2 separate regions of the Homo sapiens genome follow, and region 2 is linked to region 1. The links are chromatin loops, found by intact Hi-C in ENCODE. Cell type or tissue: ovary. All regions are shown on one strand. Each heading gives the region's core, and the rest is flanking DNA. Links, peaks and the distances in the headings are about the cores only.

Region 1 (8,238 bases), core at 1,764-5,763:
ACGTATTTCTCTCATGAGAATTCTCTCATGAGAAAGAATTTCTTGTCCTGTGACTATTGACTATTTATTGTCCTGTGACTATTTCCTTGCACCGTTTTCCTCTGTCAGGTGGTAAAGGAAGGCTGTATATATTTTTTTTTCCTGGCGCAGGTGCTTTTGGTAGTCAGAAGTCCAGCAGCACCTCCCGCCTGGTTGTTGACCACGTACGTGCTCTTTTCTCAGCTGCTGTGAAGGATATCCAAGGTGGTTGCTTCTGAAACCAGAGCTCCTACCCTGTGCCCAATCCTTCTTCCCCGTGGTCATGTGGATCTGGGATTAAGAGAATAGGTTTCTAATTGCTGGGCTCAAGCCCTCTCTTCTATGAAGCACCAGTGCTCCATAGCATCCGTGTAAGCCGCAGTGTGGCAGGAAGCCCCTCCAAGGGGACCTGGAACCATACAGACAGCATCACTCTCCCCAAGCAATGCAGAGTCGGCTTTATTAGTGAACCTCTCTCAGATTGTTTATATCCCACCTTGTCAGCTGTATTTTTGTAGAACTTTCTTTGTTTCTTGTCCTTGGATTGCACACTGTCAGTAGGCTCTGCCGCTGGAAACTTTGCAGTCAAGCTAGATACCTGCCAGGGGAGCGCCTGGGCTGTTCCCCACCTCCTGTGTGGATGGAGCAGGTTTGAACTTCTCCAAGGCATTAGTGCTATGGAATCTGACAGAAGCCATGGGGCCGTCAAATGCCATAAGCCAGCACGCATTGATTAAACCATGTCTGATTTGACTTTCCCCTCTGCCCTTCTAGAAATTACTGTTTTCCCTTGGAGGCTCTTTCCTTTATTACGCGGACCACTTTAAACTGTACAGTGGATTCTGTGCTAACCATATCAAAGTACAGAAGGTTCTGGAGCGAGGTAAGTTGCTTATGCCTTTTATAGTTTTTTTTTTTTTTTGCATTTTTAACTGTTAGTAAAGGGTAAATCTGTATTTAACAAGTAGAGAGTAAGTACAATTTTGATGTATTAAGGTCCATCCTTGACCTTGACAGTGGCAAATATTAAAGGGAAAGGTTTCTGTTTCTGTCAGTTAATTAGTAGCTGGGAACAAGTATGCCTAAGAGCAGAGATGTTGCTTTGCCATGTGTCACTTTGCTGTCAGTTACATCTGGATTCTTTTCTTGCCAAATTCCTTTCTCTAAAAACTTGCAACCCCAAACCCTAGATGGGAGTAGAAAGAAATGCATGCTATGGTGTTTTTTTTTTTTTCCTTGTTAATCTTCTTAAGCCTGAGGAGCCACAACAGCCTACCACGAAACTCACAAGAAGTGTGTCAGCTGAAAGTAAAGTCTCTCTGGTGCAACTGGAAAGAGCTCACATTTCCCAAAGGTTGCTCTTCGGTGTTTCTCTCTGCGTGGGCCTGGAGGGCATCTGGAGGTTTATCCTGACGCCCTTAGTGCTCATTCATGTCCACGGATGCAGCTCTGCCATTGGATTTTAATCCAGAACGTCATGATATCCCAGAAGAAAAGCCCCACATTTAAAAAGTGGGGTCTTAGAGTGCTTCAAATGAGCAAGACCCAGCCCAAATCCATCTTCTCCAGTTGCTTTAGACAGTTGCTGAACTCTGTTGCCATTTCCTCCCACAAACACCCTCTTTTTAATTAAATTTAATTAATTAATTTTAAAAATGTAAAAATGTTCGTAGAAATGGGTCTCACTGTGTTGCCCAGGCTGGTCTCAAGCTCCTGGCCTCAAGTGATCCTCCTATCTAGGCCTCCCAAAGTGCTGGGATTATAGGCATGAGCCACCACGCCTGGCCCACAAGCACCTTTGTATTGACAGTCTGTAGTACAGTGAAAGCATACCAATGTACTTGTCAATACATATTGACAGTCAGTGCAGTACAGTGAAAGCATACCAATGGCTTGCTCCATTCCTCCTTTGTCATAAAGAAGAGGGGTCCTGTCACCACCTACTTGGCCTGGTAATCACATTCAAAATGGTATTGCATCTCCTAGAATGTTGTAGATTTTGATCTTACAACACAATCCCAAATAAGGGTGTATCTTCCTTCAGAGTAGCTGCATTCCAAGCAACTGGGCATCCAGTGCCAACTGGTGGAATCCAAGTAGCACTGGTGTATCCGCTGGTACCCAAACCAAATGCACCTGGATTCCTACACACACCCTTCATGGCACTCAGACAAAGGGGCAGTTTTCACTGCCAGAGAGGGTCCTACTGCCATGCCTGTTGGAAGGGAGCTGTGGCTCTAGGTATGCGAAAGGTGAATCTGCTTGGAGCTGTGGAGTGAAGGCTGTAGGCTGCAGGCTGTGGTGCCTGTCACCTTACTTTACAGGAGAAAAGACACTGCTTTCCAGATAACCCTTAAGTGTACAGAATACAAATAAGCAACAACTAGAGTGAGGCCAGTGGGAAAAACACTGGTTTATTTTCCTTTATGAAATTTTTGTGGGTATGGTGTAGGGTCTGGATAACATTGCTTAATGGCTTTTTTGATGTTGTTTTTTTTGAGATGGAGTCTCACTTTGTTGCCTAGGCTGGAGTGCAGTGGCGCGATCTTGGCTCACTGCACCCTCCACCTCAGGAGTTCAGGTGATTCTCCTCCCTCAGCCTCCTGAGTAGCTGGGATTAGAGGCGCCCACCACCACGCCCGGCGAATTTTTGTATTTTTAGTAGAGACGGGTTTCACCATGTTGGCCAGGCTGGTCTCGAACTCGTGACCTCAGGTGATCTGCCCGCCTCAGCCTCCCAAAGTGCTGGGATTACGGGCGTGAGCCACCGCACCTGGCCACGCTTCATGGCTTTTAATGAATTGTTTGAAACTCACTTTTTAGGCCACCTATAACAATATTTCTCATGGGTATGCATGAAATGTGTCTTTAAAGTCAGACATTCCTGCATTTTGAGTCAGTGTTAGTCTTTGGGGCGCAGCCTGCATTCCATCCTCGGAAGCTCCCAGCACTCCAGGGCTCTGTCAGGGCTGTGAGGCGGAATCCCACGCTGACAGCTGGGTGCCTGACCCACTGATGTGTTGGGGTTTTCATTAAAGAATGGCATTAGGAGGACTATAGAAATAGATGATCTATAAATGTTAAAAGAGAAATGAAGAATTTAATTCACCCCACTGTGCTCTTCTGAGGTCTTTTATCCATCTGCTTGTAGCTAAAACTGACAAAGCCTTCAAGGCTTTTCTGGACGCCCGGAACCCCACCAAGCAGCATTCCTCCACGCTGGAGTCCTACCTCATCAAGCCGGTTCAGAGAGTGCTCAAGTACCCGCTGCTGCTCAAGGAGCTGGTGTCCCTGACGGACCAGGAGAGCGAGGAGCACTACCACCTGACGGGTGAGGCGGCGGCGGCACCTCCGGGCGAGGGCCTGCACAGGGCGGCGAGGGGCTGCCAGCCGTGCCCTGGGCCTGACAGCTCACCTCTTCCCCGCCTAGTGGCACGTCCTAAGTCACTTTTCAGTTCTGCGATGGTTAATCTTAGGTTTCACGTGAATATGTGAAACTAGCTAGGCGTCTGGGCACTCCTTTAGAGCTTACAAAATACTTGGGTAGAAATGATCTCATCCGGGTAGCGCCATACTCCTCCTATGCAGGGATGATTCTGTCTTCACTCTCAAAATAAGTAAATTACCTCAGGTCACGTGGCTGTGAAACAGTGCCGCTGGAACTGAAAATCAGGCCTATTTTCCTACCACTTGGTTAAGTTTTGTGGGGTTCGCTGCCCGAGCTGCTGGTCAGATTTGTTGGGTGAGGCTCCACCTTGTGGAGATCTCTGAGCAGAGCTCGGCTTCAAAACCAAACTCCCAATGATGGGTTATGCTTTCAAGTCGCTACTGGTGTGTTACTGTTTGAACCTCTGAAATTACTGGCCTGAGACACAATTTATCAAAAACACAAAGCCTTGCAGTTTGATAGTAAATAGAGGATCCTTAAAGAGGGGCTTTATTTGGGTTGGAGATAGTGATTTGTTCATATGTTGAAACTAGGAGGTCCAATTAAACCATAGGTGATAAAATTTATGGGGAGAGAGAGGCTTATTAACACTTTAGTATTACTGAATAATAAATACTGAGAAGAGCGTAAATTAAACTGGCTTTTTTTCCATGACAAGCATACTTTGGTATCAAAATCAACAAGAGGAAAGCATTTTTGTATGACAGTTAACTTCTATAAGTAAATAATACAAATTATGTTCAGCATTCATACTATGTAAAAACTTCATTTTGTATTAAGATGATCTTTAGAAGGGTTTGATTTAAAAAACTTCCTTCCAAACTTCCCTCCAGTTAGAATTAAAATGCTGAATTGGGAGAAAAAAAAGTATAAAGAATACTGAATTTAGAAGTGACCTAAAATTTTGCTTTTTGGCTTTTATAAAATAATGTATCTCTCATATTCCCTCGCGGAAAGTTATGAACATATACCATATATAAATGCAAACAATTGTTCTGTCAGTCAGTCATGTACTGGGGTGTTTTTAAGTTCCATTTAAACCTAGATCCGGGTTCCCAGAAGGGCAAGCCAAACTCGAGAGCTGGTGCCCTAAGCCCAGTCAGGCTTGGGTTTGAAGCCTGGCTCCATTCTTGTGTTTTCCTCTCTGGAACTCTGGCAGAATATCCTGCACTCACTTTTCTCATCTGTAAAATGGGATGGTTTAGTCTTTGAGTTATTGCGGGCACTAAATGAGATGATTCACAGAAATCACCTGTCGTGATCCTTGCTAAGTAGAAAGTGCTCCAGAAATGTCAGTTGTTGTTATTAGTGATACTTTTCACTGATACTCTGTCTCATTTCAAAAAGAATTTGAAGTAGGAGATAATTTTGCTGTTCTTCATTCTAAGGGCTGGGCTACAGTGGGCTGTTGTGACTTATTCTGAATGTAATGCTCCTGCTAGTGGGTACTGGTCTGGAATCCTGAGTTGAATCTTGACTCCATTCATTATTACTGTTGGATAGAATCTAAAACAAATAACAGTTATGAAATAAATATGATTTCATATCTTGCAGAAGCACTAAAGGCAATGGAGAAAGTAGCGAGCCACATCAATGAGATGCAGAAGATCTATGAGGATTATGGGACCGTGTTTGACCAGCTAGTAGCTGAGCAGAGCGGAACAGAGAAGGAGGTCCGTGAGACATCTGCACCCTGGGAGCCTAGTGCATGTGGTGTGGGGTCTGTAGGTGACCTTCTAGATAGGCTGCCCTGTTAGGACTTTCCTGGAGGAGAAAATGCCTAAGATTTTTCTTGATAACAATGTGTCTAATGAACTACACAATTTACATATAGACATATCATAAAATTCATTACACTGGTTTAAAATATAACCTTATGTCACGTTCACATTGTCTGGAACATCCATGGAGGGTGAGAGCTGGCAGAGGGTGGGGTGGAGAAAGGACATGGGAACTGGCATGTGGAGTCTGGGGCTTTTCCTTTTTGATTTTGCCTTTTTTTTTTTTTTTTTTTAACATCAAATATTGGTGGTTACCTGCTTACTTATAAAACTAGTCCAAGCAGGATTTGACATTTTCTGTATTTTTCCTTTTTATCTGATTGCTTAATTTAGAATCTTGTGCTTCTCAAGCCAGCATGCAGGAAGTAGCATAGTTTAGGGAGAAAATGGCAGGAACAGGAAAGGACTGGAGATCAGTCCTTCACTCTGGCCAGTTTCAATGCTGGTGCTCTTTTATCAGCAGCCCGAATGGAGCTCAGAGGTGATGGATGTACTAGATCCCAGGGGAAAGCTTACAAAAGGCACTCTGGAAGAACCACGGACACTGGTAGAGTTCATCTTATGGAAACTGAGTTGGTCACAAGGCATGTCTCACCTACATGTGCGTGCACTGGAGCAAAATGCCTTCACCTTTATGTTATTCATCAGACACTTGGGTGCTTAACTCATATTTTCAAAAGCTCCACCGTTTAAGGCCCCATGTTTACAGGTATCATAAAAATTAAACCAGCTGTGCTTGCATTTTAGCAATGACTGTGTGTACATCACTATCTAACAAGAGATCATCTAGCCTGGGATTTCCGTATCTTCCTTACCTCCTGTTTTTACAATCTAGGTAACAGAACTTTCGATGGGAGAGCTTCTGATGCACTCTACGGTTTCCTGGTTGAATCCATTTCTGTCTCTAGGAAAAGCTAGAAAGGACCTTGAGCTCACAGTATTTGGTTAGTATTCCATTCAGAAGAATGCAGACTGAACAGAGGCTGGGATTACGGAAGAACTTCACTAGCCGCACCAGTCCAGCTCACTCCTGAGCTCCAGGAGTCAGAATTGCTATAATGGTTGGGGACTTAACAGGGCCAGCCCCCAACTATTTGAAACTCCGGCATCGCTCTGCATCCTCATTATCTTGTTCTCCCTTCTGCTGCTTGGCTCAGGCCAAGTGTTACAGGAACAGATCCCTGCGGCTATTTTGAAACCTGCTATCTTTTTCTTTTTCTTTTTCTGAGACGAGGTTTTGCTCTTGTTGCCCAGGCTGGAGTGCAATGGTGTGATCTCTGCTCACTGCAACCTCCACCTCCCAGGTTCAAGCTATTCCCCTGCCTAAGCCTCCTGAGTAGCTGGGATTACAGGTGCTCGCCACCACGCCCGGCTGATTTTTGTATTTTTAGTAGAGATGGGGTTTCACCATGCTGGCCAGACTGGTCTCGAACTCCTGACCTCAGGTGATCCACCTGCCTCAGCCTCCTGGAGTGCTGGGATTACAGGCATTAGCCACCGTGCCTGGCCAGAAACCTGCTATCTTAATAGTCTGCTGTATTTCAAATGTTTTAATTCTGAGAGTTGGGAGAACAAGTGACAGTATATTGTCACTGAGATGAACACAGTGTCCTCAGCTTTCAATAAAACAAAGAGTTTAAAAAAGCCAAGATCAACTTCTAATAGTAGCTTTTAAATAAGCAGGTGCTTCTGCATAGTTCAAATATGAGCGAAAGGGAAGTACCATTTATTCACTCATGTTGGCAGAGTGAGGTCTTAGAGACTCATACGTTTGGAGAGTGTTACTCTGTTAAGACGTTCAGCTCTAGTTTAACCTTGGAAGAGTTTGCATAAAATAAAGACTTTCTTTCTCTTTTCCTTTCTTTAGTTTTTAAGAGAGCCGTCATACTGGTTTATAAAGAAAACTGCAAACTGAAAAAGAAATTGGTAAGGCAAAAATTCATTTTAATTTAAGCTACCTTTTCATAGCTGTATCTTCCTATTAACGTTGAACTGAAAAGCCCACTGAGCACCAAGGCTGGGCTGACTGATACTGCTTACTCTGAGGGTAACTAACCCCATCACATACTGAGAGCGTTTCTGAGTCTCCCCATGAAAGATGTCTGTTTTAAAAGAAGATATACAGCTGGGCACGGTGGCTCATGCCTGTAATCTCAGCACTTTGGGAGGCTGAGGCTTGAGCCCAGGAATTTGAGACCAGCCTGGCCAACATGGTGAAACCCTGCCTCTACCAAAAATACAAGTAACTGGGTGTGGTAGCACGTGCCTGTAGTCCCAGCTACTCGGGAGGCTGAGGCAGGAGGATCAATTGAGCCCAGGAGGTGGAAGCTGCAGTGAGCCTTGATCATGCCACTGCATTCCAGCCTGTGCGACAGAGTGAGACCCTGTCAATAAATACATAAATAAGTAAATAAAGTAGATAAATACTCATATGGGGGCCTACATAGAACATCGACTTTTATATCCCTGAAAATGGCCCATGTTTGTTCCATAAACATAGTCTGTGAAACTTTGGTTTATTTTCAAATGCCTTTTACCTTCACTCAGAAAAAAGCAAAGCCTAGCTGTGGATACCATATGCCATTGGTTTACCATTCAGAGGCAGCGTCAGGGCGTGGAAGCTTTGGCTGCTGTTCTTGCTTTGAGACCTGTAACTGCTTCTGAACCACAACTCTGCCTCCGCACCTTCCCTAGCATGTGAGGTCTTTGAGAACTGGGTGCGTAGCTGATTGACTTCTGTGCCCTGAACACCCACATGGCTGCTCGGAGACTCGCCCACAGGGAGAACATAAACTTCTATTCACTGTGCACACATCCTCCCTCAGTGACAGCTTCCCTAACACTTTTCTTGGTGGGCCTTCATGTTACAGCCCTCGAATTCCCGGCCTGCACACAACTCTACTGACTTGGACCCATTTAAATTCCGCTGGTTGATCCCCATCTCCGCGCTTCAAGTCAGACTGGGGAATCCAGCAGGTAACTGTTTCGTGC
Region 2 (8,238 bases), core at 2,843-6,842, 250 kb after region 1:
TTTTATTCTCAAAGAAAAGTTAGCTAGGAAGCTAGCTGGGAAGGATAGTTCAAAAGTAACAAGAAAGCCCCTTTTAGAAGGATGAGGTTATTTCCTGGGCAAGATGCAAATACTAACCTGTGTGCTCCACTAACCCACAGTGGACCTCGTGTTCAATGCCTAAAAGAATAATTCAAAGGAAGTTTTCCAATATTCACTGTCAGTTGTGATAGCTTTGACATTGTAGTCATGGTATAAGAGTTAAATAAATTCAAGAGAGAAATATTTATCTAAACTCTCTGGCAATGGTACTGTTATTCTCTTTTGTTAGTGAATAATTGAAAAGGTATCAAATAGCAAAGTTTCAATTATTCATCAAGTTACTTCATTTACTAGACAAATGTCTATAGGCAAATAACTGATACTTGAATTAAAAACTGGCAACATCTCCACAGGTTTGCTTATTGGGTCATCATTGCTTGAATCCTCAAATATAAAAGCTTCATACAAATTGTCTATCAGTGGTTACAGAGGGAGTTTGGTATTTACATTAGTTTTCTATTTCTGCTATAACAAATTACCATGAATTTAGCACTTAAACAATACGCATGTATGATCTCATAGCTCTGAAGGTCTGAGGTCTGGGTAGAGTTTAGCTCAGCTAGATCCTCTGCTTAGAGTCCAGAAGGCTGATTCTTTCTGGACACTGAGAGATGAATCCACTTTTAGGCTCATACAGTTTGTTGGCTGAACTCCGTTCTATGTGGTTATAGGACTGAGGTCTCTATTTTGTTGCTGACTGTCACTTGGGAGCCAGTCTTTGCTCCTAGTCTGCCCATATTGCTTCTTATGCATTCATGTGAGGCCCCTCCAGGAGCAATAGGTTGAGTCACTTTTGTGCTTCAAATCCCTCTGGCTTCTTTTCTGGTACACCTCTGCTGCCTCCAGCTGGAAAAATGTTCTCTGCTCAATTTTTTTAAAATTTCTTTTTTAATTTATATATATATTTTTGAGATAGAGTCTCGCTCTGTCACCCATGCTGGAGTGCAGTGGCACACCCTTGACTCACCACAACCTCTGCCTCCTGGGTTCAAGAAATTCTCCTCCCTCAGCCTCCCGAGTGGCTGGGATTACAGGCTCCCACCACCACTCCTGGCTAATTTTTGTATTTTTAGTAGAGACAGGGTTTCACTATGTTGGCCTGACTGGTCTTGAACTCCTGATCTCAGGTGACCTGCCCGTTTTGGCCTCCCAAAGTGCTGGAATTACAGGTGTAAGCCACTGTGCCCAGCCTCTCTGCTCAATTTTAGGGGTTTATGTGATTAGATTAGGTCCACTCAGATAATCCAAAATAATCAACCCATTTTACAGTTTGTCACCTAATTACATCACGGGGTCCCTTTCGCTGTGTTTTGCAACATATTTCAGGTTCTAGGGCTTACACATGAGCATTTTATGGAGCTATTATACCGCCTATTGAATAACAAGGCAGTTTTTATAATCCAAAGCCTCGAGATTTTTGTTTTCTGTGTAAGAAGAATAAAACAAATAAAAAGAACAAAACAATGTACAAATATCCTCTGTTAGGTGATAAACATGAGTGTAGACAGTATAATCTTATTTCTGTAATTCCAGAGCATTTATTTTTCTGGAATGTTGTGATTTGCAACTTGTTCCTACAACACACCTTTTCAATCCTTCCCTCCATCTAGAATTTCAAGCATGTAGTGTATATGATGATCATGCCAGGAGGCCCAAAAGAAAGAGGTGCTACAGAACTATTTTAGCTTTCTGAATATTATTTTATTTGCAGACTTATAGAATATACGTGCCCTGATTCTCCCAGATTCTGGCTTCCTGTCACCCTCTTCTGTTTGTACAAATTATGTAGACAATATAGCTAGATCATGAAATCAAACCGCTGTGTTCTGAAATTCTGCCTCTATCGTATTCTTTCTGACTTTTACATTAGACCTTACATTGGCAGCCCCTGGGAACCAATATTATGTATTTGGTTCTTTCAACAAGACTAAACCTCTTTATAACTTCCCCATCTTGTGTCATTTAATCCTCCACTGACATCTTCAAGCCTTTCCTGTTATTACATGAAAAGATATTCATCTGGAAATGTCACCTCAATGTAAATGTTACAGCTATCAAAACTATGAAGTGTCTGAGATTTTATCCTATTTGCAAGCTAATAAGTTTACCTGTCACAGTTTCATGGATGCTTGTAGAAGATACGAGACTCCTGGGCTAGAGACAAAGGATATTATTACTCATGGCACTCACGAAGCAGGAACGTCATAATGTTCAAAATGTTTCCCTTGCGCCCTGATACCCAGGGGCATGATGTGGAGCAGCCTAGGTGGATACTCCACATGCAGTGGGTTTGCCTCATGCTGAGAAACTCTGAGCTTTTAAAGGGATCTCAGAAACCACTGTTTTAAAGGGGGCTGCCAGAAAATCTGCCCAACCTTGGCTTGAAAAGAGACATTTTATTATCCTGATTGCAGACAAATCAGCCTTGTGCCCTAGAGAAAGGTACTATATCTTCCAAGGCTGTTGCTATACAAATATCCTCCAAAAGACTGTGCTGTAAAAAGCTGCCAATTCCTCTAGTCAAAAGACATGCAGAAATGCAAGAGATCCATGAGGAATTGTCTTCCAACTGCTTCTTGTTCAAAAAGTGTCCCTTTGCCGATAAGCGAGCATGCCTGTCTGATACAAACCAGACTAGCTTTGCCTAGATTTAAATGATGTTAGAACCATTTAAAATTAGCTAAATTATATACACATACTTTATAATTAATTATTTCTTGAAAAAATTGCATATACATACACATATACAAATAAACACTTTCCAAGAGACTATTACTAAACAAGCAACAAAATATTTATTTCTAACATTTACTAAGCAGAACAAATGAAACAACATAGCAATTAAAAGATTGAGACATGGTTTAAAGAACTGTGCTTACATATTTAAGAAAGGGCTTCTCTGGGAAAAGGAACACTGCTCTAAGCTAGCTTTCCCAAAGTTTGATATTCAAGTACAATTTCCTATAGCTAATCCTTGAGAAAAGAATTCATATTCTAGTAATTTGAGGACATGCTTTATAACAGCCTTTTCTCCACTAAGAATCACAATGCAATTTAGCATATTAAAGATTCTGAGAAGTCTTGACATGAGGAAATTGGTTTTATTTTGTTTAATTCACTATTGTCTTAATTAATTTGATAATGAACTCTCTCTCTGTGTGTGTGTGTGTGTGTGTGTGTGTGTGTGTATCTAGTACTAAAGGTGGTACTACATAAATGTGACCAAGATTTAGATTTACTAGGTTATTCTTTTCTTATTTAGCATGGGCTATTTAAAGTCTTGGAATATACTTTGGATTTGATTTATTCTGCACATTTCACATTCAAATTCTACATTTTTATAGGGCTTGATTATCTGGAAATGTCATTAACTTATTCTCACTGTCCTTCTGCTTCCTCCGATCTATTTATAAGGTCAGTTCCTGAAGCTTAATTTTTCATATTGATGAGGAAATGTGCAGCTATGTCAAACTTTTTAATAATTCACAATAAGGATAAGCATCCATGTGTAATCTTTGCACTTATAAAATACACCTTAAAAGTGATCAATTAGTTACCAAAAACTACTCTTATTTTAATGTAAATTAATTTTATACCATTTGTAGGTCTTTCCACATAGTTAACCTCAGCCTTAAATAGTTTGATTTTTTTCCCTGCCTGATAAGATACAAAATGCACAACAGGACACACAGTAATAAGAAACAAGGGCAATTTCTTTTAATACAGATGTTCTTTCTTTTTTTTAGTCTCATTTAGAGGAAAAGATGTTCTAATAAATGATGACAGTTTCTTTTTTATTATATTTTCTTCCAATCTTTAAAAAAATCAGTTTCATTGAGTATAATTAATTATATAATAAATCAATTTAAATTGAATTGTATAATTCAATTAGCTTTGAAAAATGTATAAAGTTGTGTAAGTGTCACCACAATCAAAATATAAAACATTTTTATCATCTCTAAAAGCATCCCTGTGCTTTTTTGCATTCAGTTCTTCTCTTTGCCCCCCAGCCTCTGGCAACTACTGATCTTTTTGTTACTATAGTGTTATTTTTATCACAGTGCATGTAATTCTCTGTGTCTGACTTCTTTCACTTGAGTAATTCATTTGAGAATCATCTATGCTGTTGGCTCTATCAGCACTGTATTTCTTTTTATGACTAAGTAGTATCCCCTTTTATAGATATACTATTTGTTTAATTCATTTACCACTCTAGGCACATTTGGCTTGTTTCCATTTTGAGCTATTCTGTATACTATGCAGCCATAAACAATGAAGAGTTCATGTCCTTTGTAGGGACATGGATGAAATTGGAAATCATCATTCTCAGTAAACTATCGCAAGAACAAAAAACCAAACACCGCATATTCTCACTCATAGGTGGGAATTGAACAATGAGAACACATGGACACAGGAAGGGGAACATCACCCTCTGGGGACTGTTGTGGGGTTGGGGGAGGGGGGAGGGATAGCTTTAGGAGATATACCTAATGGTAAACGACGAGTTAATGGGTGCAGCACACCAGCATGGCACATGTATACATATGTAACTAACCTGCACATTGTGCACATGTACCCTAAAACTTAAAGTATAATAATAATTAAAAAAAATGACTATGAACTTTCAGTCTTTACATGACATATATTCTCATTTTTTCTTGTGTAAATATGGAGGAGTGGAATTTCTGGGTACTGTGATAGGTGTCCTTTTAGCCTAAGAAGCAGCTGGCAAGCTGTTTCCCAAAGTGCCTGCATCAATTTTAATTTTACTTGTACATTGCAACAACATATGAAACTTTAGTTAATCCCTGTCCTCACCAACACTTGGTAGAGTTAGTCTTTTTAATTTTAGCCAATTTAGTGGACATGTAGTAGTATTTGTATTTCCTTAATGACTAATGATACTGAGCACCTATTATGTGCCTATATGCCATTTGTATATTTTCTTTTAAGTAGTGTTCACATATTTTTGCCCAGTTTTTATTGAGTTGTCTTATTATCAAATTACGAGCTCTTCAGATATTCTTGTCACAAATCCTGTAACAGTTATATGTTTTGAAAATATTTCTCCCAAGTCTGTGGCTGCTTATCTTTTTATTCTTTTAACAGTATTTTCTGAAGAGCAATTTAAAAAATATTATGAAGTCTAATTTATCATTTTTTCCCTTAGTTGGTGCTTTTGGTGTCCTAGGAAATATTTGCCTAGCCCATGGTCACAAAAATTTTCTTCTGTTCTTTCTTTGCAATTCCCACTAATATTCCTTATTCTGCAGTCTATTTATTTCTGGTGTTAATACAGCCACTACAGCTTTCTTTTGATTATTTTTCATGTTATATGTAGTCCATATTTTTTCCATTCTTTTATATTTAACTTGTTTTTATTTTTATTATTATTATTTTTGAGACAGGGCCTTGCTCTGTCACCAGGCTGGAGTGCAGTGGCACAATCTCTGCTCACTGCAACCTCTGCCTCCTGGGTTCAAGTGATTCTCCTGCCTCAGCCTCCCAAGTAGCTGGGATTACAGGTGCCTGCCACCATGCCTGGCTAATTTTTGTATTTTTAGCAGAGATGGGGTTTCACCACGTTGATAAGTCTGGTCTCGAACTCCTGACCTCAAGTGATCGGCTCGCCTCGGCTTCCCAAAGTGCTGGTTTTACATGTATGAGCCACTGTGCCTGGCCTATATTTAACTTATCTTAAAAGTATTTATTTTTAATGTTGGTTTTCTGGAGACAGTATATCGCTGGATTTTGATTTTTTATTAAATCTGACTATTTCAGATTCAATAAAATCAAAACTTTTAGACTATTTATATAAGTGTAATTACTGATATACTTTGATTTAAATCTACCATCTTTCTACTTATTATTTGTTTTATCTGTGTCCTTCCTCCTGCCCCAATTTTCTTGCCTTCTCTTAGTTTGTTTTTTATCTGACTGCTTTCCACGCTTTCCCTCAGCATTTTAGAGTTTTACTTTATGCACGTGCAGATCAGTATTTAAACAATGATTTGAGTGGCAACTTCAGCAGATCTCTGAAGCTCCCTCTTCACTGTTCTGTCCCACAAATTTTAGACGCTCTGGTTTCTTCAAACTCTAAACCTTACCTCTTCAACTCATTGACTCTCTAGCCCCTCTTAGTCTTCTGCCTCACTGCTTTTGATCCTAAAAACTGTGGCTGGGTGTGGTGGCTCATGCCTGTAATCCCAGCATTTTGGGAGGCAGAGGGGGGCAGATCATGAGATCAAGAGATTGAGACCATCCTGGCCAACATGGTGAAACCCCGTTTCTACTAAAAATACAAAAATTAGTTGGGTGTGGTGGCGCACGCCTGTAAGTCCCAGCTACTTGGGAGGCTGAGGCAGGAGAATCGTTTGAACCCGGGAGGCAGAGGTTGCAGTGAGCTGAGACCGCACCACTGCACTCCAGCCTAGCGACAGAGTGAGACTCTGTCTTAACAACAACAAAAAAATGAAATTCCTTCCAGGCAGTAAGCTGGGGCAATTGAAGAGTTTAACTCATGTTTTCCCCCTCTAGCAGGTATAACTGACATACATCACCTATGTCCACTGTCTGCAATCATTTGTTTCATATATTTTTTCTAGGTTTCTAGTTGTGTATAGCAGGTGGCAGTTCCTATAGCATTAATCTTTCATGGGTGGAGTATTTGATAATGCTTTCTTTATTCTACCCTTGTGGAAATTGTCTGAATAAATTTTCAGCACCATGTTGTATGTGAGTGAATGATGTTCAACCTTAGGAATTAGTCCCCACTGTGGAAAAGTACCTCCTCTTCCTTTTCTAAACTTTCCTCTCCAACCCTCCATTATTTTTAATGAAGAACTGTCATAGGCTAAATGACTTGAATTTCATAGGGTATAGACTTGAATTTATGTTTTTCTTAGCTGCAGCTGTTTAAAAAATAGGAAAAGATTTTCTGAATTTTCATTAATGTATTCATTGAGTTGATTTTGCTACTAAAATGGACTTTTATTGTTTTGTTCCTGCCAACTTCAGAATAGACTTTAAAACCATTTGTTTTTTTATTTATGAAATATGGTTTAATAACTAAAAATGCTTTATTGGTCCTTTATAGGAACTGCAAAATATGTAAAAAAGAGTGGGAGTGTGAAATGGGGAAAATTATTTAATTATCAATATCACCCTTTACTGTAAGCAGCTTATGCTTCTCTTTGGCCTTGAAAATGAACCTATGACATTCTGTGAGAAGAGTTGGCAATCCAAATAGGAACAGAAACACTGTTAGAGAAATCTAGAACAGACACAGAGAGTCTGTCCTTATCTGTGGCAGAAGACAGAAATCATGGGTTAAAAGTACTGAGAGTGTGACACTTTGAGCTAAACCCAACACCCCCATGACCATTGGGAGAGATGGAGACTTTGATTTCTCACGTTGTTGCTGCTCAACTCTCGGCACATGAGCTTCGTGCAACCTTCTAAATATTTCTTCTCTGACATGGGAAGAAGGAAAGCTTACGAGAATTGAATTTTCTTTCCTTTTCACTTGGGGAGAGAACCTTAATAATGGGAGAAAAGTAGTAAATATGCAAGCCCAGCATGTTGGATACAGCATTCTCTCTAGAAAAATAACCAGCTGGTCTTATCAGATTCCTGCCTGGAAGAGTATAAATAGCCTTTTCAGCGGTGCTGCCACAACTACTTACACTTTATAAATCAAAATTTGTAGTTTTGCTTGGGGAAACAAGCTACTTAAACAGGCCCATTTTAGAAAAACCTTTTCTGAGGCTCTTACTTTTCACTCAATCATTTCAGGTATGAAGCCTAGTAATTTTGGCATCATAGGTATTTATTCAATTTCTTTTCATACTGTACTGTAAGAAACCAGAGTAATTGTGCTCATTTTTCTGTTTTTTTACTAGGTGATAAACTGTTCCCATTTCCATGTCTTACAGAGATGCATTTAGATTGCCCTTAGGCATTGCTGGGTAGAGCTGTGCTAGCTGCCTGCTCAAACCTTCTATAGTGGCTTTTTTTCCTGTCACATGAGATAAAAAAAATCTTATGAGCTGCTGCCAAGGGGTTGGTTATGCTTCCTAGGGCTTCCGATGAGAAAAAATGTGGGAGAGCATAAGTTGTTAGAAAGTTAACTGAATCAAATGCCTGGTTGCTTCATTA

The links. Hi-C counts contacts between places; a loop is a spot of excess contacts. Peaks named below come from ENCODE experiments on the same cell type or tissue, not always from the same donor. Only the 100,000 strongest peaks of a DNase experiment are listed, where the experiment ranks them.
Region 2: it touches region 1 in a loop (9-fold over the local background); 1 of 110 quality-filtered maps calls a loop at or near these places.

Annotation. Positions count from the first base shown.
Region 1 is chr6:155,244,831-155,253,068 of GRCh38, forward strand. TIAM2 (TIAM Rac1 associated GEF 2) reads left to right here. Exons shown (of 27, transcript NM_012454.4): 19 at 793-901; 20 at 3,170-3,349; 21 at 5,021-5,139; 22 at 6,083-6,191; 23 at 7,115-7,173; 24 at 8,118-8,223. It also overlaps a transcript of TFB1M not described here. Among named protein-coding and RNA genes, the nearest start is that of CLDN20, 15 kb to the right of the region's middle. RefSeq lists an enhancer at 2,505-3,200. In ovary, for the core only: a CTCF peak has its summit at 3,759 (motif pointing left); DNase peaks (open chromatin) are centred at 3,314 and 3,741; H3K27ac peaks cover 833 bases.
Region 2 is chr6:155,497,673-155,505,910 of GRCh38, forward strand. No RefSeq gene overlaps it. Among named protein-coding and RNA genes, the nearest start is that of NOX3, 46 kb to the left of the region's middle. In ovary, for the core only: no CTCF peak of the experiment used is centred there; no DNase peak of the experiment used is centred there.